Regions from separate parts of the Mus musculus genome. Here all the other regions are linked to region 3. The links are chromatin loops, found by intact Hi-C in ENCODE. Cell type or tissue: heart. All regions are shown on one strand.

Region 1 (8,000 bases), 150 kb before region 3:
AAGTAAATGAAATACAGTTTTCTTTTTAAAGTTTGGTTAGGATTGAAAATACAGTTCTGTTGCTATAGTACCAGCCTGGCATGTGTGAAGTCCTGAGTTTGATTCCCAGTACCACACTCGGTGTGGTGGTGCAGCCTATAATCTCAACACTTGGGAAGCAGAGGCAGGAAGAGCAGTTCAAAGTCAGCTTGAGCTACACACAGCCTTATCTCAGATACATAGATAATTTTATAGAGATTAATATTTTAGGTATTAAAATAGCCATAAAGTTATCAGGTAATTAGCTACCTATATAATCTCAAATGATTTTATTTCTAAACTCTGAAGAGTTTGAGCATGCCATGTTCTTTTTCTTTTTAAATCATGAGTATGTGTGAGTATCTGCGTGAGGGCAGGGCCCCTGGAGACCTGTGTTTTCTATTTCCCCTGGAGCTGAAATGCATGATGGGAACTTAATGTAGGTCTTCTGAAAAGGTAGTATGTTCTCTAATAGTTGCCTATTCCCCTCCCCAACCCCCTTTGTGTGTTTTTTTAAATAATTAGGTAAATTCATAGTCGTTTAAGAACTCTTTAAGTCAGCTTCACATTGATGGGATCGGTTTCTTATATCACCATTCTGATAGACAACTACGTGATGTGGTTTCTGATGTAAATTCCACAATAAAATATCATGTATCCTGTAAGTCACACTTCACTCATGCTAGAATTGGACGTTGAAGTGACCTTTGAAAAGGATGCAAGACAGGCATGCAGACAGAGTAACTCATGAAGAACACTGCATGTAGCTATGCAGACAGAGTAACGGTGATGAGGGACCCTGCATGCATCCATATAGACAGAGTAACTCATGAGGAATACTAACTGCAAGTCTACAGGGCCATCAGTTCATCCCTTCAATCTCTAGTCATCGACTTCATGACCAGACTATTGAAAGAGTTATTATTCTCAAGGATTTAGGGCCTAGTAGTTGACCTTTTGACATTCTTAACTATGGTGTGAACATAATGCTTGCTGGGTCTCATAATTAACTTAGTCTCCTTACATTGGTGTAGCATCTCATGAAAGGAAGGCAGGCAGAAAGACAGCAGGAAGTAAAGAATTCATGACAATTGTGAACCTTGTATTCAGATGCTATTGAATTTAGATTTCCTCGTTTTATATTAGCAACTGTGATCCCCTTTACCTATAAGAAATGAATACTCCAGAGAAAAGGGTTATGCCTTTTACATTCGGAATCACTGGTCTTTAAGATCCCCACTAATACTGTTTTCTAAGGGCAGTGTCTTTCTTGCACCTATGATGTGAGTATTCCAGGGACGGCTGTGTCCCTGAAGTGACATGAAGACAACTCCAAACATCACCTGGTTCAAGTGAACCGGAGCTGGTACTTATTAGTGTGAGTCAGAGGGAGGTGAAGCTGTGTGAATCCCGTGTTACTCACTTTAGCCAGCAACCCAAGGGGACTTTAATTAAGCCTGGTCCTTCCTGGAGTGGTCACTTACAAGCTCGGGGGAATGCCAGATCTGCTGCTGTGTCAAGTTTCACCTGCCATTTCCTTTATCATTTTTTTCTTTTTATTTATTTTATATGAATGTAGAACATAGAAATGTTTGACTAGCTGGTGTTTCTGTTTAGTAATACACACACACACACACACACACCCATACAGGTGGAATGGATTGCTCACATTGTGGGAGCAGGTGTACCTAAGCAGAATAAATTTTTTTGGAGGACATTCACACAGTCACCAAGGATGGCGCCTAAGTTCCAGTCATTTTATAGAAACAGCGTTGGACGTTATGCAGATGGCAATTGATAAAGCCCACGCACCATCGTTCCCCATATAAAAGTGACTTATCAATTGCACATTGCATCCAAACCACTTTTATTTTTCAATGGTTGTAAGGCTTGGGGAACAGTACTTAAAATGCTGGCTGTATTGAAATTAATGATTCATCCCTGTGATTAATCATCCTGACAACAGGGAAGGGAGCTATCGAAGTCATTGGTGCCTTTATGCTTCTAAGAAGCGAGCAGAGACTAGGAAACTAAGAGCTACCTGGGCAGGAGCAGCAGGCTAGAAAGCCAGCTGTGTTGGAAGGAGGACTGAACCTTCAGCTGCTTCTTGGTAAATGCCTATGGTCTACACTGAATGTATATTTCCAGTGTAATTAAAAGGTTTTCTTGGTGACTGATAACAGATTGTAATCAAATACATCTGTCACTTGAGATTTCTTCTTCATAGCTATGTCTAAAGCTTTGAAATCCCAGAGGACAATTGGGCATTGATTGCTAACCTGGCCCTGATGCTAGGTTTTCAAGTCTTTGGATGCCCAATGCTGCAGCTGGGTTGACTCTCAGGGTACAAATAGTTGGATTCTGTTTGGAAAATGTGATTCCCCTTTCCTAATTATTCTTTAACTAAAAACAAGGCCCTGCCCTAGTTTTTGTTTGTGGAGAAAAACAAATACCCTGATACAAAGGAATGTAGGGAGACATTGATAATTTAGTTCACAGTTCTACATCCCTGTGGTCCATCATTTTGGGACAGTCAAGGCAGAAGCCTGAAGCAACTAGTCACATGACAGTCAAGTCAGCATAGAGAAGGCAAGCGCGCATGCTCAGTGCTTGGTAATCTTTGCCCTTACACAGCCCAGGGCTCTGGACCAGGAGTGGCACCTGCACGTTCAGTCTGGGTCCTCCTACATCAGGTAGGCAGTCAAGACAATCTTCCACGGGCTTGTCTACAGCAATGCTCTATTCACACGTGGTTCTGGGTCATTTCAAACTGACAATTAAAACCACCCATCACAGGCCCCTAACTGCACAGTTACCAGAGAACTTTACCCACGCAACATTAATAACCCAGCATACCACTGAGTCTCAAAACTCAGTGGTACAGATGGTGTTGGTCTCTGAACATGTGTTGTCTATTTGAGCACAGAACTAACAAAAACAGCCACACGAACATTTGATTGAGTGGGGTTTTTGTTTGTTTGTTTGTTTTTGTTTTATTCCTACTAAGTTTTACAGCAAAATGTTAGGTTTACATTTTGTGGCATCATTTCCTAAAATTAATTTTTATTGTATTTTATAAATTAGATGGTGGTCACGACCTTGCTAAACACCCTTTAGAAATTGGTCACAATAATAACCACATGGAACCTATAAGGGAGCAATATTTTAAAATATTTATGTCAAAACATATGTTTGATCTTAATTTATTTGCTAAGGTGGTGGGAAGGATAATATAATCCTGGAATTTAGGAATTTCTCCAGGGTGGGGCAAGGTGCAGAGTTCTGTCATGGCACTTTTTACCCAGACAGAAAAATAATGCCTTTTCTCCATTGTTGTTTCCAGGTCTGAGAGGATACAGGGAATCAAGCGGCTTTCTCCTGAAGACGTGGAGTCCATGCGGGACATTCTGACAAGAAGCATGTACCAAGTTCGACAAAGAGTATGTGTGAGCCCTCTGCACTGCCTCCTGCCCTACCCTGCCTTGCCCCTACCAGGTCTTCAGTCCTTGTTCACACTGTTCTCCCTGAAGTAGTCTCTGCAGCTGTGAGGTTGGCACCAGTGGCCTTAGAATAAATGCAAATCCAAATGCTGGCTGTAGGGGTCAGGCTGCCCCAGCTGTGCAGCTGAAATGTTCAGAACCCATAGATCTGCCTGTCCTAAAAGGGAAGACAGATGCAGCCCCCCTCCCGTAGTGAAGAAAAGATGGCACCAGGATTCTGACAGCCGTCGGGTTACCCAGTAGGGTCAACTATGCTAAAAGTTAAGAAACAAGAGTTTATTGGATCAGAATCAGGATGCTATATTGCTGAAAGCTCGACTATAGGGTCTTGGTGTTTTGGTCCAGAAATTGGTATGGTCTCTTCATTGTCTTTAGCAAAGGGTCTGAGTTAGTGACAGATAAATCAATGTCATCCCCACAGAAGCCTTTTCAGGTCTGACGGCTCAGTTGTCCATCCTATTTCTTGGCTATGATTAAATATGTCTCTTTTTGCTCTTGGTAATGGCATAGATCATGCTTTGGATGAGATTAAGAAGCCGTCTAAGCTGTTCATTCTCAAGTAGAAGATGCTAGGGTCAGCAAACTTGGGGATCATTTTGAGTCAAGGTTATAGGATACATGTAAGTTAAGAGGTCTCTGCTGAGCTCCTGCCCAGTGTTCTTTCTAAGACTCCAGACTTACAATGCCAGTGAACATCAGTGGTCCAGAGTTCTGTGTCAGAAGTGTTGATGACTCAGGGCCTCCTTCAGAAAGGCTGGAGGAATACAGGTCAGCTCGGTGACAATGTTCTTACTAAGCGCTATGGCTTTCAAATCATTCCAAGCGAAACTGTTCCAGCAAGACTATCACGTTTCACCTCCACTAAGTAGATAAGAACTTCCTGGTGTGGAGAGTGTGGCTAGCCTAGTGAAAGCCAGGCCCACTGAGTACCTGGCACTCAGTGTTTTCTCCATCTTCATGATACGAGGAAGGAGGCTGAAGTTCTGAAACTCCAATACATTTTGAAATGGTCCACTGCCCACATTCTCATTCACTCCTCAGATATAGAGGAAAAATAGGTGTGTTGTTAGCATTCTGTCAACTTGACACAAACTAGAGATATCTGGAAAGAAGGGACCATGGTTGTGGGCTTGCTTTCATCATACTACCAGTAATCAAGTCTTGGGGAGCATTTTCTTGCCTGGTGATTGGTATGGATGAGCCAGATAGCCACCTTCTTCTTTCATCTTGTCTTCGGCAGTCTCTCTTCTATGCTATGCAGCATCTCACTTCCTTCCTGGAATATATTGCCTGTGTTCATTAGAGGGTTCATTGCTAAGCATTAAGTGGAGTCAAATCAGAATAGAATTAGTGAGAGAGGGAGTGAGGGGGCATGATAGACTGCAGGTACCTTTTGCCTCCACTCTTAGTTTGTTGGAAATATACCTCACTGTGAATCCCCTTTCCTGTTAGTCCAGAATGACAAACACCATTGAGGAAAAGCAACGGGGAGGAAAGGGTTTATTTGGCTTACACATCCCAGTCACAGTCCATCACTGAGGGATGTGAGAGCAGGCATTTAAACAGGAACAGAGGCAGGGATAATGGAAGAAGCGCTGCTGCTTCCTGGCTCACTCCCCTGGCTTCCTCAGCCTGCTTTCTTATACCACCCAGGACCACCTACATAGGGAATGGCACTGCCCACAGTGGGTTGGTCCTTCCATATCAATCATGAATCAACAAGATGTCCCAAAAACTGGGTTACAAGCAATATGATAAAGACAGTCCTTCAAGTAAGCTTTCCCCTTTCAAGGTGTCTCCAGTTTGTGTCAGGTTGACAAACCAACAAACCAAACAACCAAACAACTCCCCTAACAACACACCTGCTTTTCCCCACTACCTCAAGTACTTCTACAGTTATGAAAGTCTTATACTTTTTCAAAGGAAAATATCCTGGAAATGCTACCCTGAACAACTGAATATCCACTGTGTATAGTGGACGGTCTACTGCTCGAAGGGTCGACACAGACTGTGTAGAGGTCGTCTGTTGTCCTCACATCTGGACAATAGGAGCAGGACTGTTGGATGGAGACATTTATCACTGTGCATAGTTTAGAAGAGTCTGTCATGGGGCTTGGTAGTCACTTCTGGGCAGCGCCAGAAAGAATATAGGGCCGGATTCTAGCCTATCCTAAGCCATAGTTGATATGAAACTGTGGTTTTCCCACTCTGATTCTGGACACATCTTTTTAAAATACTTCCTTTTAGCATTTCCAAGATAGAATATCCATGGGTGGGGGGAGGTGAAGGACTAATTTCAGAGATTCCCAGTGGCACAACTGCAGAGACAGGGAGCTGCGCGACACAGCAGGATGGAGACAGAGAGGCGCACCCCAAAATTATCAAGGAATAAAGCTCAGCCCAGACTCTAAGGCAGTAGTTCTCCTAATGCTGTGACTTTTTAAAACAGTTCTTTACGTTGTGGTGACCCCCAACCATAAAATTATTTTCATTCCTACTTCCTAACTGTAATTTTGTTACTGTGATGAGTCATGATATAAGTATTTAATATGCAACCCTGTGAAAGGGCTGTTTGGAAGTATGTGTTTCTGTATTCATGTCTTATCTCTGGGGATTATGGCATCTGAGAGCATGTTGCCCCAACAGACTCACACCTGGCTGGAAGATGAGGTCTTCACTCCTGGCAGGTGGTTTGTGGCTTGTCGTCACCACTGCTTGTTTGTGCTTTCAGTCTTTGGATATTGTGTTTCTCTCACATAATAACAAACTTATTGCCTTTTCCTGGGGTTCCTCCTACCTTCCCTCAGAGTTGATTAGTTCTCAGGTCTCTCTCTCCTACACTTGTCCCAGGGTAGAACCCACTCAGGGCTGCAGGCTCAGTCCAGTGAGCCTGGCCCATGTGTGTCTGAGTAAGCACCCTGCCCGATATCTCCCTGATGGTTCTAACATCTTTTTTGTTTGTTTGTTTGTTTGTTTTTGTTTTTCGAGACAGGGTTTCTCTGTATAGCCTTGGCTGTCCTGGAACTCACTCTGTAGACCAGGCTGGCCTTGAACTCAGAAATTCGCCTGCCTCTGCCTCCCAAGTGCTGGGATTAATAGCGTGCGCCACCACCACCTGGCTGGTTCTAACATATTAAGTCACTTGAATGTCTACTTGACTCCCACAGATGACTGTGAGCAATTGAAAGACCTGAATTTATAGTTATTCATTTTTAATCCCCTGCTTGCTATGGTGCCTAATAGAATATCCTTTTTTTTTTTTTGTTATTGAAGCAATTATCTTTTTTAAAAAGCCACAAACCAGTAAGGAGGACACAGGCAACAATAACCTCCTTATGCAGCAGAGCTTTGCAATTCATCAGCACATGCACAGGCACACACAAACACATACACACACATGTGCACACACATACACACACGGACGTGCACACACATATATACAAACACACATGCACACGCACACACACATCACTTACCGACTCCAGGGAATCAGACATTCACTGATGAACTTGGAGCAAACATCAATGGGGACAAGAAATTCCAGTTAACCAAACATATGTTTATGGATAGATATTGACCTGTGGTCTATGATAGCTTTTCAGTGTTTTGAGGTGAAGGCAAGAAGAAAAAGTCATTTAAAGTTTGTCAAGCTGTTCCTTCTGGGCTCTGGTCTTTAAGTTAACGAGTATTTTCACTGGGAAACCTCTACCCCTCCCTCTCCCCCTTTTCCCCTCCCCACCCCTCCCCCTCCCCCGCCCCATATCCCTCCCCGCCCCAGTCTGCTTCTTCCTCCCTTCCCCCTTTCCCCTCCCCCTCTCCCCCTCTTTCCCTGTGTGTGTTGTCCTTAATTATAAGCAGAAACTTTGTGGAAATTTCAAAATTAGTTTTAATGTTTTTCTTACCCATCACATCAATAGGCTTAGCACTGAAAATAATCTTGGGAAGAATGTGGGTATGCAGGACAGTCACAGCCTGTGGGTGCAGTAGGGAGGGTTGGGCAGAGGGGTAGACTTGCTTCGCCATCCACAGCCATAGCCAGGCCTGAGAGTCCTGAGGCTGCTTGCAGCCTTACTCCCACTGAGGCTAGCTCAGTCATGCCAGAGGCAAATCTGAGCCCATGCTATCTACTCTGTCTTGGGCACCACTGGAGGTAACGCTGGAGTTCTTACCTGACTGTTATTGTGCTCTACTTACAGACCCTATCCTACAACAAATACAACCTCAAACCCCAAACAAGTGAGAAGCAAGCCAAAGAGATTCTGATCCGTCGCCAGAACACCTTGAGGGAGAGCATGCGGAAAGGCCAGAGTCTGCCCTGGGGAAAGCCGGTATGTGGGGCTGTCACCAAATAAAGGGACCTATCCTTGGGGCAGAGCCTCATCAGTTGAGGGCAAGTCACTCACTCAAGCTTCACTTGCTACCAGAGAGATGGAAAAGCCTTAGGGGCAAACAGACTGGAACAGCTCCCTCCTCTGGATCCAG
Region 2 (8,000 bases), 87 kb before region 3:
GAAAAGCCACTAACACGTTTTAAGTTAGTCCAGACAATATCTAACTGTTGCTTTCAGTCATTCTGTGGGTACAGCTGAAAGCAGAGGTCTCAGGGGCTGAGCTCCTCCATAGGACCCTTTGGGGAAATGGCCAAGCCAATGGTAACAGCGGTGCCACCCTAACTTTCCTCACTGTGTCAAACACCATACCAAGGAAAAGGATAAAGGATTAAAGATTTGTTTTAGCCTTCAGTGAAGAGCATTCAGTCCAGGGTTAGTTGATGCCATTGCTTTGTGGTCTGTGGCAAAGCAACAGGACACATGACAGAGAAAGCTACATAACTCAGGTGACCAGGAAGTGACAGAGAGATGTCCCAGCACCCCAAAATGCTCTTCAAGGTTTTGCCCTCAATGACCTAACTTCTTACCCTTAGGGCTCACCTCCTAAGGGTCCACAGCCATGTAACACCACTCCTCTTAGTGACCAGCTTTTAGTGTATGTAACACTGAGACAGATTTAAGATGTAAGCATAACAGGATACATGTAATTCTTTCTTTCTTTGCTTTGGGTAAAAGATGAAAGTGTGTGTGTGTGTGTGTGTGTGTGTGTGTGTGTGTGTGTGCGCGCGCGTGTGTGGTACATGGCTGAAGTTCATAGGACAGGCTCAGGTATTTGTTGGTCCTCGCCCTGTCCCTTGTTTGAAAGGGGTCTATTATTGTTCACTTCTCTCTGGCTTGGGAGCACCTGGGATTCTCCTGCCTCAGGTCTTTCTCCAGAGGAATACTGGGCTCACAATGTGTGATACCACCACATGGATTCTGGGATTCAAACTCAAGTCTACATGCTGGCTCTTCATGGGCTGAGCCATTCCCCAGCCCCAGCAGGTTGCTCTTTATCTCCTCTTTATCACCCACAAGACTGAATAAAAAGATTTTCCCAAGTTTTACAAAAACCGATTAGTCTTTGCAGTAGCAGAGATTTACAAAGGACAGTGACTCCAGCATCTGTGACCTGTGTAGATACTCTAGACAGTGAGGTGGAATGTCATTTATCCTACGATGCACAGTCGTTCTCAACATTCTCACGCCTAGGAATAACTGTCTGACTGCGTGCTTGCCCTCCTGTGATGTCACAACATCTAAGAATAACTGTCTGACTGTGTGCTGCTTACTCTCCGCAGAACTTCATCCTATTAAGAGTTATGCTCTTAAACGACCCCTAAAATATTCTTCATTGTTCTATTTGATAAATAATCTAAAATTGGTAGTGTGGGGTGGAACCAGCTTTAGCAAGGTCAGGCCTGGGTGTGGATACCTTCTAGAACTTTAATCTAGAAGGGTGTTCGTGTGTGTGCAGTGCTTCACCTGTAAAACAGATACAGTTTTTCCCTCCCAACTTCGGTATTTGTGATAACCAAAAATTCAAGTGAAAGTGCTTTCCCAGCGCCTCTTCTGGAGAGAAAGGCAATTCGAGAAAGAAAACACTTAGTTAACAAGTCCTTTCTTAGAAAAGAGATGGGAGAATCAGTCGTTGATATGCAAATGCCCAGCAGGGAGGAAAAGGGTTAGGCTCTGCCTGTTTCAGTAAATCTTTACAAGGAAACAGAATCTTCACAGGCAGTTCCACTTCAAAGCTGGAAAACTGATACATTCTGTGCCGATTCTGTATCAACCCTGAGACCCATTCTACTTCGGGCTAGAATGGTCCCTGCCTTTCCCAGACTCAAAGGTTCCTTGCTTGCCTCTATTCAGATGGCCTCCGACGACTGACATCTCACAGATTCTGTTAGACCTTTCTGTGTCAGACTGAGGGGTGTATAAACAAGAGCCGGAACCCTGTGGGAAAGATAAGAATTTTTATTTTATACGTTTAGGGGAAACCGTGTGGGTTAACTGGGAGGCAGATGGTTTGGTTTCGGTTCCTTTCAGTTTCTCACCGTGAGGACACCGGGACAGTGGGATCGCAGGCAGGGCACCTGGCAATGCCCCTGCGGAAGGTCGGGCTCGGGAGAAGGGCCAGTTGGCGCTGGGAGAATCCCGCTTTTCCAAACCGCAGTCCATCCTGTAATTAGCCGAACAAGTCCGTCTAAGCTAGGCAAATCACTGGTTTTCCACGAAATAGTTATGTTTCTGATGCCCTCAGACAGATTCACCTCGAAGCCTAAAAACAGAGACTTTTTCGTCCCCAAAGCTGGGGGAGGGAAGAAAAGTGGAGTGCACACTGTTACAAGGAGTGGAAAAGCGGAAAGACAAGGGTTCTGGGAGAGCGTGGGAGCGCTGAGTTCTCAACCGGGAGTTTCGGTGCGCAGAGAACAGGCTGTGTTCAAGGTGCTTTGCTCTTCCTTCTCATCTTTCCGAGGCCCCGAGAGGCTCCCCTCGGTGAGTCGGTCTCTGCAGACCCAGCAGTGGCGAAGGCTCCCCAGTTCCTCCGCGCCCGGCGTCGCCTCCCTGCCTGAGCCCGCGGCGCCTCCTCGCGTGCCAGCGCCCCGGGGTGTCTCCTTGCAGGAGCCTGCGGGGGGAGGGGGCAGGGCGCGACGCGTGGGTCGCGTCGGTCCCAGCCCTGATGGACGGCCGACGCTGCCTCCGGGGCGGGGACAGCTCAGGCCACCGTGCGCACCGAGCACCTAGTGCACCCACAGCTCCCGGGCTCCCAAGAACAGCGGCTCTTGGTCCGCGGGCGGGCTAGAGAGCGGCGCGACCTTCGCCCCCGCGTCGACTGTGGGTTGCGGCAGGTGCGCGTCGCACCGGGTCTCCGCGTCCTCCCGCCCCGCCACCGGGGCGCCGCGCCCGCCCCGCCCCGCCCCCGTCCCCGTCCCCGCCCGCCCTCGGGCCGCCCCGGGCAGGGCCTGTAGCTGCCAGGCATGGGAGGGCGGCCGGCGGCGGAGGGCGGCTGAGCAAGGCTGAGCGCGGCCGAGGGACCGCGCAGTGGCCTCCTGTCGCTGCGCGCTCCCCTCCGGGCCCTGCGAGGTTCACACCCACCGAACTGGTTGGCGACAGGGCCCCGACCCCGTGGAGGCGGTGGTGTGGTACTCTCGCAGTCCCGTTGAGTTAGTAGTGCTGTCCCTCCCGCGATGCTCTGAGGGAACCCAGATCCTACACCAGCGTCCTCTGCTGCGCTCATAGCTGCCGACCCCATGGGCCCCCGGGGCACCGCGCACAGCGTGCGGGCGCCACTGTCTTGGCTGCTGCTGCTGCTGCTGTCTCTGCAGGTGGCAGTGCCGGCGGGCGCGCTGGCCGAGACCCTGCTGGACGCACCCAGGGCCAGGGGTGCCAGCTCCAACCCGCCAAGTCCTGCCAGTGTGGTGGCCCCGGGAACGACGCCGTTCGAGGAAAGTCGGTTGCCCGTGTTCACCCTGGATTACCCCCACGTGCAAATCCCTTTCGAGATCACTTTGTGGATCCTACTGGCCTCCTTGGCCAAGATTGGTAAGGAACTGTACCCGTGGGTGGGGGCGGGGACGATCAGACTGGGGATCCTGGTGGGTGACTCGCCAAGTAGGCAAGTAGTTGGTCTCAGATAGTGGCCAGCTCCTCCTGCACCAAGGCAGCCTTGGACGGACAGATTAGCTCCTGTGGTTGAAAGATCTCCTGTTCTTAATCCGACGCTGGCCTTGGAAAGCCGGGAAAGACTGGCCCATAGCATAGAGACCCACTGTGAACTTCTGCTTTGAGCGTCAAGTTTGACAGGTCTGTGCCAAAGTTGAGGGAGACTTGCTTGCTAACTGAGGCAGGGCTTAGCTAGATTGTATATCATCTACAAGTAGAGAGGAGAGTGGAAGTGGGCAAGATCTTGGATGGGAGAGGGTGCGTTGGCAGAACACAGACCCTCCTCATGTCCCTGTCTGATGAGGTGCTTAAATTGGGACTGTGGACACCTAAATGCTTGCCACTACAACACCAGTGCCCTGTTCTTTCTCTCTGGGCTCTCTGGGCTCCTTCCTCTCTAGAAAGCCTTTTCTTCTTTAGAGGTAACTGGAGCCAGGGAGACCAGCTATTAACAAATAATTAACCCATCCCCAAGCTCAGCCCGTTTTCTCATCTGTTAACCTGATCACTCCATCATAACGCCCGCTCACCATTTTACTCTGTATGCAGTATTAAAGCACATTCGCTATCGCTGTACTGTTCAAAATGTATGAGGTCAGAAGAACGCGGTGTTTTCTATGCTTTTGCATTCACCTTGTGGGATGCAGCTTTCCATACATCTCAGCCTTTCTTAGGGAACCTTTCTGATGATCAGGGTGAGGCATCGATGGTTACAACACAGGAAATACTCCTCGGCAAACACAATATGGCTGGGGATAGATGCAGGGGTCACATCCTGGCCTGACTTATACAGACTGTTTTCAAGGATGACTAAAGTCTGGTCAGTGTGAGCTGTTCACCGGAAACAGCATTCTAGAGAGAAACAAAAAGTGTGACTGGAAAGGGGTGGGTCTAAGCAGGTGGCAGGGATGGTTTGTAAGAGTGTAGAACTTGCAAGCTAAGCCTGGCATTGACTTCCGAGGTTAGATTAAATCTATTAGCCTGTGATGGTGGTAAGCAAAGGTGTCCTACACTACATAATGACTCTGCAGTCTGGAATTGCTGGCTCTGGCATGACCAACTAGCTGCGCGTGCTTTAATTCCATCTGAGCAATGGTATAAGAGACATGGACTTCCCTATCAAGCAAACAGCCACATAAGCTCATGGTCTCTAATAATAGCCCGAGATGCTCTCTCTTTACATCATCCCCCACAGCATCCCTGCCCTGTAGGGATGTGCAGCTGTGAATACTCTCACCTCAGAGAGGTGGAAACCAAAACTGGAAAGTCCATACTATGACCCACAAAGTCGGACCCACCAAATGCACACAGGTAGCTTGCCTCTGGTTCCCTGCCTGTGCCTGAGTCGGAGCCCAGGAGGGCTGCATTTGTGACCTTTCCCATTACTGCTTTTCTGCTCTGACACCCTCTTCTGTTCTTTACCCCTGATTATTTTAATCAGATTAATTACACTAATAACAGCCGCTAGTGGGCACTTAAGTTCATTATCCCTCATTTTCACAGCCTTCATCCTGGGTAGATATGATGGCCCTGTTTTGGGGAGGAGGAAGCTGAGACATGAGGTAGCTTTGCTGGTGGGTGGAGAGACCCAGTTCTAGGCCGAGGAAGGCCTGATGCCTCATCTTTGGTCCTCTCTGAAAGAGTATTCTGGAATAAGGATTAGAGGAGAGTGGGTTTGTCCATTAATCCTGGTTGTCAAGGCAGGCGTGCTGCTGGTGACAATGGCCACGGTGCTCCAGAGAGCCACAGTGCTAGGTGGCCCTTTTTTTTTTTTTTTTTTTTTTTTTTTTGCTGTCTCTGTGCTTCTTGCCTTCTGTTTATTCCTGAGCTCTTGTTCTCTTGGGCTGCCTTTGGGAGTCCTCTCAACCCAGCTGTGGTATTCCAGTCATCTTAATGGACATCGTCATCCTAACCGTGTGGAACTTGGTTAAATGTGTCCATGCTTATGTGAGTCAAAGTTTGCACACAGGCACCTTCACGTCTCTGTTAACCATGGTCTTAGCCCTCTTCTGTTTCACAGGCCACTATGCCCTCACAACGCCAGATTTGACCAAAGTTATAATACCTTGCACATGTATCCTCCCAGTCCATTGGCTTTCCTTGGATTCTGTACTTCTCAGGCCACTGGGGCAGGGCAGAGATGACAGCACTCCATTCTTGTCTCTTTTTCAGAGAGGTTCAAGTCCACAGGTGTTGGCTCCCCGATGTAAAGGGAAAGAAATAGATGTTAGAACAGGAAGTGGAATTTTTCAAGTTAAAAAGGAAATCTGTTGTTTGGAGTCTTTGCCATTTTCTTTCTATATTGTAACCGATCCTTCTCTTGCCTCCTTGGCTGCTCCTGAAGGAATGTGCAAATACCCAGATATACTGAAGTCTCCTTTCCACATACCCTCAAGTCTTTCTCCAGCACCATCCTGCCCCGCCCCAACCCTCTACTCTCTCTTTGGCTTTGAGCAAACCTGCCAGGGTACAGCAGAACAACTTCACAGGCCAGGAAAATAAGTTCTGAAACAGGAACCATGGAGCTTTGTGCTTAATGTTTATATTTTATGTATCAAATATAGTGTATTCACTTACCTATCTCCAAGGCCAAAGTGTCCATGCAGAATTAGAACTAAAATAAACCCATTCACATTGTAACTGTTCAGCTTCAGCGTCTAACGTTATTTCTAACTGTGTATAAGTTCATTAAGCTGTATAGACTTTGGGTCTGGTTAATGTCAGCAAGTGACGTTTTTATTTATTTGCAAGCCTTGATTTTTAATAGCAAGGTTTATTTCAAAATTAAACAGGTTCTGTTTTAGCTTTTGTGCTTGAAGACTTTTGTTTGGGAGCGGTTCACTTACACAGGTAGCTTAAGTTGCTCACAGTTGGGAAAGGTGATGGAGTTCAACACACATGGAGATATAAGGTTATGGGGCAACACAAATGCCAGCTCATATAGAAAGCGTGGTTTCTGTTTGGGGCATTTTAATGGAAGTACCTGGTGTGCTAGGACTTACCTGCTCAGAGAACAGGGAGAAATATTCCCTGTGATTAATCTAAACAAGGATGAACAGGCTGCACCTAAGAACATTTGTAGGAGGTTTAAATACCAGTGGTGAACTTAGAATGGCTATCTAGATTGCATTGCTTCAGGTCTTGGAAGTATTCTTACAAATCTGAAAGCACACTTGTTCATCTTGTTCTACACAAGGCCTAAGTCAACTTATCTTCTCCTTGCTTTATCTGCTTATTGGGGGGAAAGTCAACGTCCTCATTATTTGGCTAGAGATGTAGTTCTGCAGTTATAAAATGTCCTGCAAGCCTGATTGTAGAATTGATGAGATGGGTGTGTGTAGAATAGTTTAGCTGAATGAAAAGAAAAAAAGTTCATTGATTTTAGCCCACCTTGGAGCAAAGCACTTCCTCTCCTTTTCCTTAGGACCTCTTGTCTGGACACTCTAGAGTCTCACTGTGCATGCGTTTCTCACAATGCATTGATTCTTTTTATTTGTACAGAAAACTCCACATCCTTTGCCTACTGAATCTTATGTGCCAGGATATAGTTCTAAGCTGACCTTAAGAGGCATCTAGAGGAAGACGCTGAGGTCCTGTGCTTACCACTGTCTGTGTTGCTTTCTCTCATGAACTGGGCCATTGAGGGCTGCACTAGCCCTAACCTGAGTGAATGTGGCTGTATACTTTACTTCTGCTGGGGTTCAGGGACAGAGCACTGTCTCTAATCTTTAAAGTAACTGAACTCTGGTCTTTGTTCCAGGATTCCTTGTATGCCCTGTACAGCATTGGGGTCTCACTGTGGGTGTTTTATTTGCTTTTGGTACCTGGGCGGGCACATTGTATTATTACTATTATTATTATTATTATTATTAATTATTATTATCGCTATTTTTGAAAGGCAAACCATTTGGATCATGAAGATGTCTGTTCTGGGCTTCAGGCTGCCTTGAGTTTAAAACATGAGTCTCAAAAGTTGTGTATGTTCTTGGATTTAGAGATCCTTGTCTCTGAAAAATATGTCTCCTTGCACTTGCCTTATGCTTCGTCTAGTTTTTCCCAAGCTCGTGTGTTATCTAGAGAGGGACAGGATGGAGTTCATGGCCTTTGCATCTCCTTTTGTACATCCCATGTGCCTGCCACCGTGTGCTCAGACCTAATAATGCCCACAAAGCGGTCCAGGGTCTTTTCTCTTGAGAGCAACACATATGTTCAGGGTCACCCATATATTTTCAGTCTGAAAAAGGAAGGCAGTAGATTTTTCATTTCTTTCTAAAGATGAATTCAGGCATCATAAAGATGATGTCAGGACATTAGAGTCACAGTGTTCTCATCTTTACAATAACAGCAGGGTTTTTTTTGGTTTGTTTTCTGTTTTGTTTGTCAATTGAAAATCTTACTTCTTATCAACTTTAACAAGGATAATTTTATTTACCATTATTGAGGTGCTTAGTTCTTGTAGAATTTTCATGTGCTTT
Region 3 (8,000 bases):
TTGTTTTTCTAATTTACAAAGCCCACAGCCTTCAGTACAGAAAAGCATTCTTGCTGACTTACAAAAGAAGTAATTCTTTCAAAATCAGAGTGTTAACTTTGAGACGCTGGCTTTCAACTTTGGTTTTGTCCTACAAATGTAAAGTCAAGGAGAACCAATGGGTCCTTTGGTAAAAATGTCCCATGCGCTTTTGTCATTTTAGACCTTGTCCTATAACAGACACAACCTGACGGCAGACACAAGCGAGAGGCAAGCCAAGGAGATCCTGATTCGCAGGCGGCACAGTCTTCGGGAAAGTCTCAGGAAAGACAACAGCTCAAACCGCGAGCGCAGGGTAACGGCTACCCCCAGAGTCGCAGGACTTCCAAGGGCAGAGCCCTCAGCTGTTCCTCTCACCAGCTGACAGGAAGAATCTTTGGCACTGCTGGTTAAATGGCTGCCAAGGGCCAATTCCCAGCTACCCTGGGATGGAACAAATAATAAAATCTTTTTACCGTGCATAGAGCCATACTCCTATAGCCCCAACAGCCCCAAAGGCTGAAGCAGGAGAACTGTTTGAGGCCAGCCTAGGCAATATAATGTGAGACATACCTTAAGAAAAGAAGACAAATAACAATTTATTCCTTTTATAGACTTTCTTTTGCTTTTGTTTCATTTGCTTAAAATCTTATGTAACCCAGGCTGGCCTTGAACTCCCTATATAATTAGCCAAGGGTGCCTTTGAACTCCCAATCATTCTATCTCAAATATTCAGGGTCCATAGGTCTGCCTGCATGGCTCCACCCATTTTATATTTAAAATCTAGTTTTGTCATACAAATGTAGCTTCCGGCAGACAGTCGCTGGCATTTCTGTCATCTGAATAACACTTTCTTTCCCAGGCTTCCACTTCAACCTCCCGATATTTATCCTTACCTAAGAACACAAAGCTTCCAGAGAAGCTGCAGAAGAAGAAGAAGGTTTCAAATGCAGGTAAGGATTCTGCCCGGAGGAGAGACGCCTTCCGGCCTGTTTGTGGATGCTTATGAAACAAAACTGTCTCGCTTTCTTCGTTAAGGATGAACCCAATCCCTTGTGAAGCTCAAGCAACACCAGGGTGTCCTGAGTTAGCATTGTGGCCTTATTGGACAGATGCCTGTGTATAGTATAAATAATCTAATCCCGTGGTTTTCTGAATGATTCTTTAATTATAGCAAAGGCAAGTCCTTTTACTGTGGACATATTCAGCATCAAATACAAAGTTGTAAATAGAAAGATATACAGCATTTACATTCGTACACTAATTCTAATGTGTTTTCATGGAGTGGACCATAGATTTAACCTCCTTGTTTGATGATAATCTCATGCACACACACAAGCTCTTCTCCGTAAACCACAGCATTACGTTAGGATTCTGTTTTGCTAATTTATGGGAGGCAACAATTCAGACACTTTTGCAAGCACCTTTGTTTGGTTGTTTTTGTTTGTTTGTTTGTTTGTTTTAGATTTTGGGTTTTTTTGTTTGTTTGTTTCTGTTTGTTTCCGTTCATTAAGAAGAGGTTACTTGTGGGAATGGAGGGAGAGTTGAGAAACAAGAAGCAGGGAAACAGAGGGCAAGATAGCGACTGTCTTGTTACCCCTGCCTGTGTTTTGAGAGAAACATTCAATTCTGGTCATGCCAGCTGGTAGGCAAGGGCTGGTTCCCAGCAGTGGTCTTCCCATAATTTCCAGCCCCCAGACAGGAGGTCTAATGTTTACTCAAACTTCTCCCTTGGGCTTAGTAAGTATACGTTAATGCTTGGGTGCTTCTGTGGGCACACAGAACGCAAATATCCACGTGAAATTCCAGATGAAGAGATGAGTCTAAGTAGCAGAAAATTCTGTCAGGTTGCTTGCCAGTGTCAGAGACAGAGCTGAGCCTTCTTAGAAGGATCCTAGCAGCAGCTGAAAACAGAGCCAGAGTTTCTCAGGCTGAATTTCGGCCCCAATACTTACTTGCTAATATCTGTTGGACCTACAACCTCACTATAAAAGTAGGGGGGAGGTGATGAAATACGGTCAGTGGGGAAATGTATTTAGCAGTTAAAGTAAGCGCTTCAAAATTAGCACGGGCACGCTCTTGTGACACAGATATTCAAGGTCACTCAGCTGGAGTTAGAGTGAGATTTCTGACTTTCCCATTCCCCAAACTCCCCCAGGAGGGGATGGGACTCCATGGGGCTTTGCTGTGACTTGTGCTATCTCTGTGCTCTGCTTGCCCACACTGCCCTTCTATTCTGTGACAGATGGAAATAGCAGCGACTCGGACCCAGATGTTGGAACCACTGTGCTCAATTTGCAGCCCAGGACCAGGCGCTTCTTGCCAGATCAGTTCTCAAAGAAAGCCTCCCAGGCCTACAAAATGGAATGGAAGAACGAGGTGGATGTGGGTTCTGTGCGAGTGCCCCCCAGCGTCTCTCCAGCGCCCCGCAGTAAAGACGGGGGCACCCAAACACCGGGGTTGCTGAGGCAGCCCCTGCTCTCCAAAGACCAACGGTTTGGCCGGGGTAGGGAAGACAGTTTGACTGAAGACGTTCCACCCAAGCCCCCACCAAGGTTGGTGCGACGAGCGTCAGAACCCGGGAACAGGAAAGGCCGCCTTGGCAATGAAAAGCCATGATAAGAAGCCAAAGCCGACTTGGGGTGAATGGGCTAGCATGGCTGTGACTTGTTACTCAAACCTGATCTACCATTTAAAATCCTCTACCTAGAGGCATTCTTTGGGAAGTAGAGTCAAGCCACTGATTCCCAGGAGGAGCGCTGCTTATCTATCCCAAGAAGAGGAAGTCCCACAAAATGACTTTTGTGACTTTTGGCTAGTAAATGTATTCTTTCAAGGCCTGAAAGAAAAAAAAAGTGTGCCTTTACTGAACTTGAATGACAGAACTTGAAAATTTTAACGCGCCTTTGTTGGTGAAAATTTTAATATATTACAAATATGCCTCAGATTTATTTATGAAAAAAATGTGTTTATCTGTAGTGATTTTTTTTAAGGGAATGACACCAAAAGTGTCGAGAATATTTTTCCAAGGGGGTGAGGGTCAACTCCTAGAGGTGGGTCCTAAGTTCCAGATCCTACCATTTCCATGCTGAGCTGAAGGACTCAGTGAAGAAGAACATTGTCCCTAGAAGAGGCTTTGACTGACAGTAATAGGGCACAGGTTGGAATGGGTAGGCACATGAAATGGTGTGACTCTCAGAGTGTGGGTGGGAAGTCCCTGTACAACTTTAAAACAATGAGGTTCAGGCTGCTCTTGGTCCATTTCTGTGTTTTTCCTGGCTTTGGAGTAACATGCACTCTCCACCTGCCACCTCACCACACCCCCCTTTTTGTCTAGGTACAGACAGATTCACTCGGGCAAAAATCAGCCCATAGTGTTTAAAGACTTGGTGGCAGCTTCTGAGAAGTCCTACCAGTGAGGACCTCTTGTGGCCATTGTGGACATGGCAGCCACTAGAGACCGCTTGGGTTTTATGTTGTGTGGGGCTGGGAGGAAAGGGAGGTGGTTCCTTTCATTAGGGATCCAGGATCACCCGCTTTAATAAAATTGTCCTGTAGTGCATTCAGAGCTGCAAGCGGGGAAGGATCAACGCTTATACAGACCGCCTTCCAGTGTTGAAGGAAATGGTGAGTCTTTGGGTTTGACTTTGGATGAGGAAGCTCTTTGGAGAAAACCCCCGCTTTTTGCACTAGTCCTTAATTTGTTACCTCTTTCGCCTTTGATAATGTAGTGACTCAAATCTTTCATTAAGAATTAGATTCTATTCTCTGGAATACTTCTTAGGAGTATGGCAGGGAGAAACGGTGGGACGCAATCACTAAAGGTTCATATTTAAACCAATGTCTCTTAAGCTGCAGATTTATTAATTATTAAAGATTCATATTTAAACCAATGTCTCTCGAGCTGCAGGAGATTTATTGACTTCTCATGTGTTTTCGGAATTTCTTCTTTAACACTTTCCTGGGTTTACATTTTAAATGAAGCCAGTACTATAGTTGTTACCAGAGATCTCTTGGCCACAACAAAGGATACAAAGTAGCTTGGAAGGACCCTTTGCTTTGTAGGAGCTGTGATAACCCACTCTGACTTAAAAGTCCCGGGGGCAGAAGACTGTCATTGTTGGTGACTGCTGTGGGAAGCCCCAGCCCACTGGGACCCACACCATGCCTTGGAGTAGCTGAGCCTTGGCTGCATAAAGCAAGCAAATTAAGCACAAACCTGAAAAGCAAGCCTGGAACCTCCCCCTTTGTTTTTGCTTCAGTTCTTGCCCTGGCTACCCTCAGGGATGGACTGTGCTCAGGCATGGCTGGCCTCGGGCCAGTCTGATCCAGGCAATTCTTCAATTGAGACTCCTTCTTCCCAGGTGAATCTAAATTGTGTCAAGTTGACAACAAGCTTAACTAGGACAGAGGGTAAGGACATGCCTGAGTGAACATAGGAGCAGCTCTGTGGCTCCTTTCTCCACTACAATTAACGTAGCGTTTCTTGTGTTCTTGTCTTAAGAGGCTGCTAGGCCATCATGTGAGCCTGAAAATAATGCACACACAGTTAAAACATGTCCTTCCCTCCCCAGAAGTCCAAGATAGATTCATGGGAAAACATGAAAACACAATTGGAAAGCTACATGCTTAGAACTCCGTGCCAAAACAAACAAACAAACAATCTCCATTTTAAATGACTATATTTTTATAAACCATGTATTTCTTCTGAGAAGAAATCAAAACTTTTATAGGTATTTTTACTATAGAGATAGAATTCATAAAATGCTATGATGTTTGTTTTCCAAAATACATCATCACTGTGCATACTAATAATGGTTTATGACTTCTGGCAAGGAAGACAGAAGTTAAAAATAACCTACATATAATTTTACTGGTTTTCTATGTTAATAAATATTACAAAGAGTAATAACTTTCTGAAACTGAAGGAAGAACCATAAGCCAGCATGTGGTGACATTTCGGGCTAAATCGACACAAATTCAGCTTTCACTAAGGAAAACATCCTAATAAATGAGTAATGCTATAAATTTTAGAAAAGGAATGCCCAAGTAGTTTTATCTTAGTTGTCAGTTTTTAATCTGATGACAAAGTCAATAAGATAAATTTGATGTTGGCCTTTTCTCTGTTGTTGCTTCTTTTGATGATTACTTGATGCCAGTCACAGTAGAAAAGGGTGATATAGACATGAACCTCTGCAAGAGCATTGTCAACTTGTGAAGTATCGAGCCAGTCCTTAGCTAGGGACTTAGCAGCCATCTTGGCTATTACATCAACCGTGTGGACATACATTGCTTGTGTTCCTCTAGGTCCCACTGGTCTAAGGATGCAGCTTAGATCTGCCAAAGGGAAGCTAGGACATGCTTGCTGTCAGCTTGTTATCACACAGGTGAATGTTCTTAACTTGGGACAACAGAATAAACCTGTTAGTAAAATTGGGAAGCAGAATAGGGAAGTTCACCCTGCACTTGCTTTAGTACCTCAAACTCAAAGCATCATAGCAGTGAAGATGGGAAAATTTGATATCCATTTGGGGGGGTGTGGGGGAAACAGGCTATGTAAGGTTTGACACTGGCTATAGATCCAGAAATACTCTTTGGTTCTTAGAATGAACCTTGTGGCACTTAGCAGTGAGTCTTACAGGAGGTGACCCCTGACCCCTAATGACCCCACCCATGTCTCTGACTGCCACCTTCATTTCAATCTTATTTGTTTTCCTTCGGTGTCTGCACTGAAGAAGGGATTCTTATTTATCAAGATAGAAGGGTTTCAGTTGACTGATTAAAAATACAATTTTTCCACTTTTGCAGTCTAGAATTACCATCTATCATTGCTCCATGTTTTGATAAAAATAGCCATATTCTGTTTTAAAATATTTTTTATTATTCTTTGAAAATTTCAGTGTATTTTTTTTTATCACATCCACCACTCCCATGACTTCTCCCAGGCTTATCTCCGCCTCTCTCCCCACCCAACTAACTGTCATCTTATTTGTACTGCCCAGACATTCTTGGGTGTGGGACAGCCAGGAGATGGCTGACCTGCCAGGTTATACTGTTAAAAGGACTCTGCATCCTCAATGCCAGCGGCCTCCTACCAATCAGCAGTAACTCCTCAGGTAGGACTGGGGCTTCTTGCTTCACCTCCACCCTGCTTCTTGCTCTATCCAGTGATTCTCAACCCTGCATGTTAGGTATGTGTTGGGGGATCAAGGGATAATCCAGATAGAGAACAAGCAGTATTTTGCTTCTTCAGTGGGCTACTTGAAGGACTTAGGCACATCACACTTCATGCTGCTCAGCTCACGGCTGAAGCCTTCCAAATATGGCTCCCCGGTCCTCATCTTTTACTTGTCTCTCTAGACTGAGCTGTGCGCTTTCTGCTCTGTGGGCAAGCCGTGCTTTCTGAAACATACAGTTCCATGAGAGGCCAGGTTCATAGTATCTCTCTGGGGCTGGAACGTTGTGGGTGGGTGTGTAAGTTCCCTTCACAAACACCCCCTGTCTCTAAAACAAGTTTACACACAAGTCCAGGTTAAACTAGATGGAGGCAATCTTCACTTATACAGAGACAAATTAATGCAGCCTCAACCTGACACTTCAAACAGGATTAGGGACATTATGCAGAAGAATTTAAAGAACACGACACACACACACACGTTAACTGAACAGATTTAATTTCCCTGAGATTTTACCCCATAAAATGATATAAACACCTGATCAGACCAGTGGTTGCCCAAGTTTTCTGTGTAAGCAAATCTCCTACACGCTCCTCAAAGTGACCCTCAGCAGGAATATGCTGGGGCTGGAGCTTAAGCGAATCCCAGGACGCGATGGTCTAGGGACCGCACTCTGAACAAGACACCAGCCAAGATGAGATGAGAGCAACTGTTTACCAAATAAGAAGGCAGAGCAGAAAAACAACCATCACATTAACAAATTCCCAAAGCCACTAATACAGGGTAACAAGTCTTTCTCTAGATACTGGTGGATCTGGGTTGTCAGTATCTCCACGTGTCTTATCAATTTTAAAGTCTAAGTTTGTTTCACTTAAAAAATAAAGTGCTATGGTTTTAAGAATACAAACATGGCTTTGATAAGCATTTGAAAGAAAAGTCCACTGTCTTTGAGAGTATAGCCTTGGTAGAAACACTTCTGAAAGCTTACTTCATGACATCATACCATCAGTCCAATCACTGTCTCTCTGAGGCTCATCTCCGTGACATTCAGATGCTGTGTGAGGACATGGCACTGGTGCCATGCTTTGGTCCTTTAAGAGTTCTTAGCGCCTGTGTTAAATTCACAGTGGAAACAACTTAAAAGTGAATTGGTTTTCTCACAGCCAGAGAGGAAAGGGACGGCATTCAAGTTATACTTCCAACAGTCATAAATATTTGAGTTTATCGCACATACAACATCTAAAACTATGAAAACACCCTTTTTCTGATTTATAAATAGACATTAGAGTTATGAAAAATTAGTGCATTGAAGAACCACTCACAATTACATGTGTGTTAGGTTGAAAATGGGCATCACACACTTAAGAAACAGTCAAGAGGATTATACGGAATGTGGATTTTCTGTCTGTGATCCCAAAAGGTGGGACTCTGGAGGGGTTCTCCAAAGCCCAAAGTGACTGAGTCCCAAAGAGGAGAGAAGGCAGTCCTCAAAGTTTTTTGTTCCTGGTGCACTCTGACTCCTGAGAGGAGGGGAAGGTGGTGTACCCCAATTGCAATCAGTAGGTTTAGGGGTCATGTACAGTTAACTAGTAAAAACAGTGTAGTCTGCAATTTTTACTTTAATCAAAACTATCATGTATCAGTGTTCCTCTCCCCTCCATGAGAAATGGCTACAGGGGCTTTAAAACCCACGGGTCTGAATTCAGCGAGGTCTGTGTATCTGAATGTCAGGGGATAAGGGCTCAGCATTTGATGTTACCAGGGTTTAAATAAAGCAGATGCATCGGTTGGTCTCTGGGATTTGGG

The links. A loop is a pair of places that touch in the nucleus more often than their neighbours do. Peaks named below come from ENCODE experiments on the same cell type or tissue, not always from the same donor. Only the 100,000 strongest peaks of a DNase experiment are listed, where the experiment ranks them.
Region 1: it touches region 3 in a loop (15-fold over the local background); 4 of 42 quality-filtered maps call a loop at or near these places.
Region 2: a loop joins it to region 3, with 2.2 times the contacts of the local background. A loop is called at or near these places in 4 of 42 quality-filtered maps.

What each region holds. Positions count from the first base shown.
Region 1 is chr1:40,615,679-40,623,678 of GRCm38, forward strand. It overlaps Slc9a4 (solute carrier family 9 (sodium/hydrogen exchanger), member 4), which reads left to right. Exons shown (of 12, transcript NM_177084.3): 9 at 3,362-3,458; 10 at 7,715-7,846. Among named protein-coding and RNA genes, the nearest start is that of Gm35801, 39 kb to the left of the region's middle. In heart, a CTCF peak has its summit at 3,622; no DNase peak of the experiment used is centred here; H3K27me3 peaks cover 270 bases.
Region 2 is chr1:40,678,761-40,686,760 of GRCm38, forward strand. Slc9a2 (solute carrier family 9 (sodium/hydrogen exchanger), member 2) reads left to right here and starts at 2,952. Exons shown (of 12, transcript NM_001033289.2): 1 at 2,952-3,405. The coding sequence starts at 3,114. In heart, no CTCF peak of the experiment used is centred here; no DNase peak of the experiment used is centred here; H3K4me3 peaks cover 2,103 bases; H3K27ac peaks cover 1,000 bases; H3K27me3 peaks cover 6,140 bases.
Region 3 is chr1:40,765,363-40,773,362 of GRCm38, forward strand. Slc9a2 (solute carrier family 9 (sodium/hydrogen exchanger), member 2) reads left to right here. Exons shown (of 12, transcript NM_001033289.2): 10 at 203-334; 11 at 881-971; 12 at 2,264-3,523. The coding sequence ends at 2,637. Mfsd9 (major facilitator superfamily domain containing 9) reads right to left here. Exons shown (of 6, transcript NM_172499.2): 6 at 6,678-8,000. Gm37915 (a long non-coding RNA gene) reads left to right here and starts at 5,952. Exons shown (of 3, transcript XR_865367.2): 1 at 5,952-6,134. In heart, a CTCF peak has its summit at 3,455 (motif pointing left); no DNase peak of the experiment used is centred here.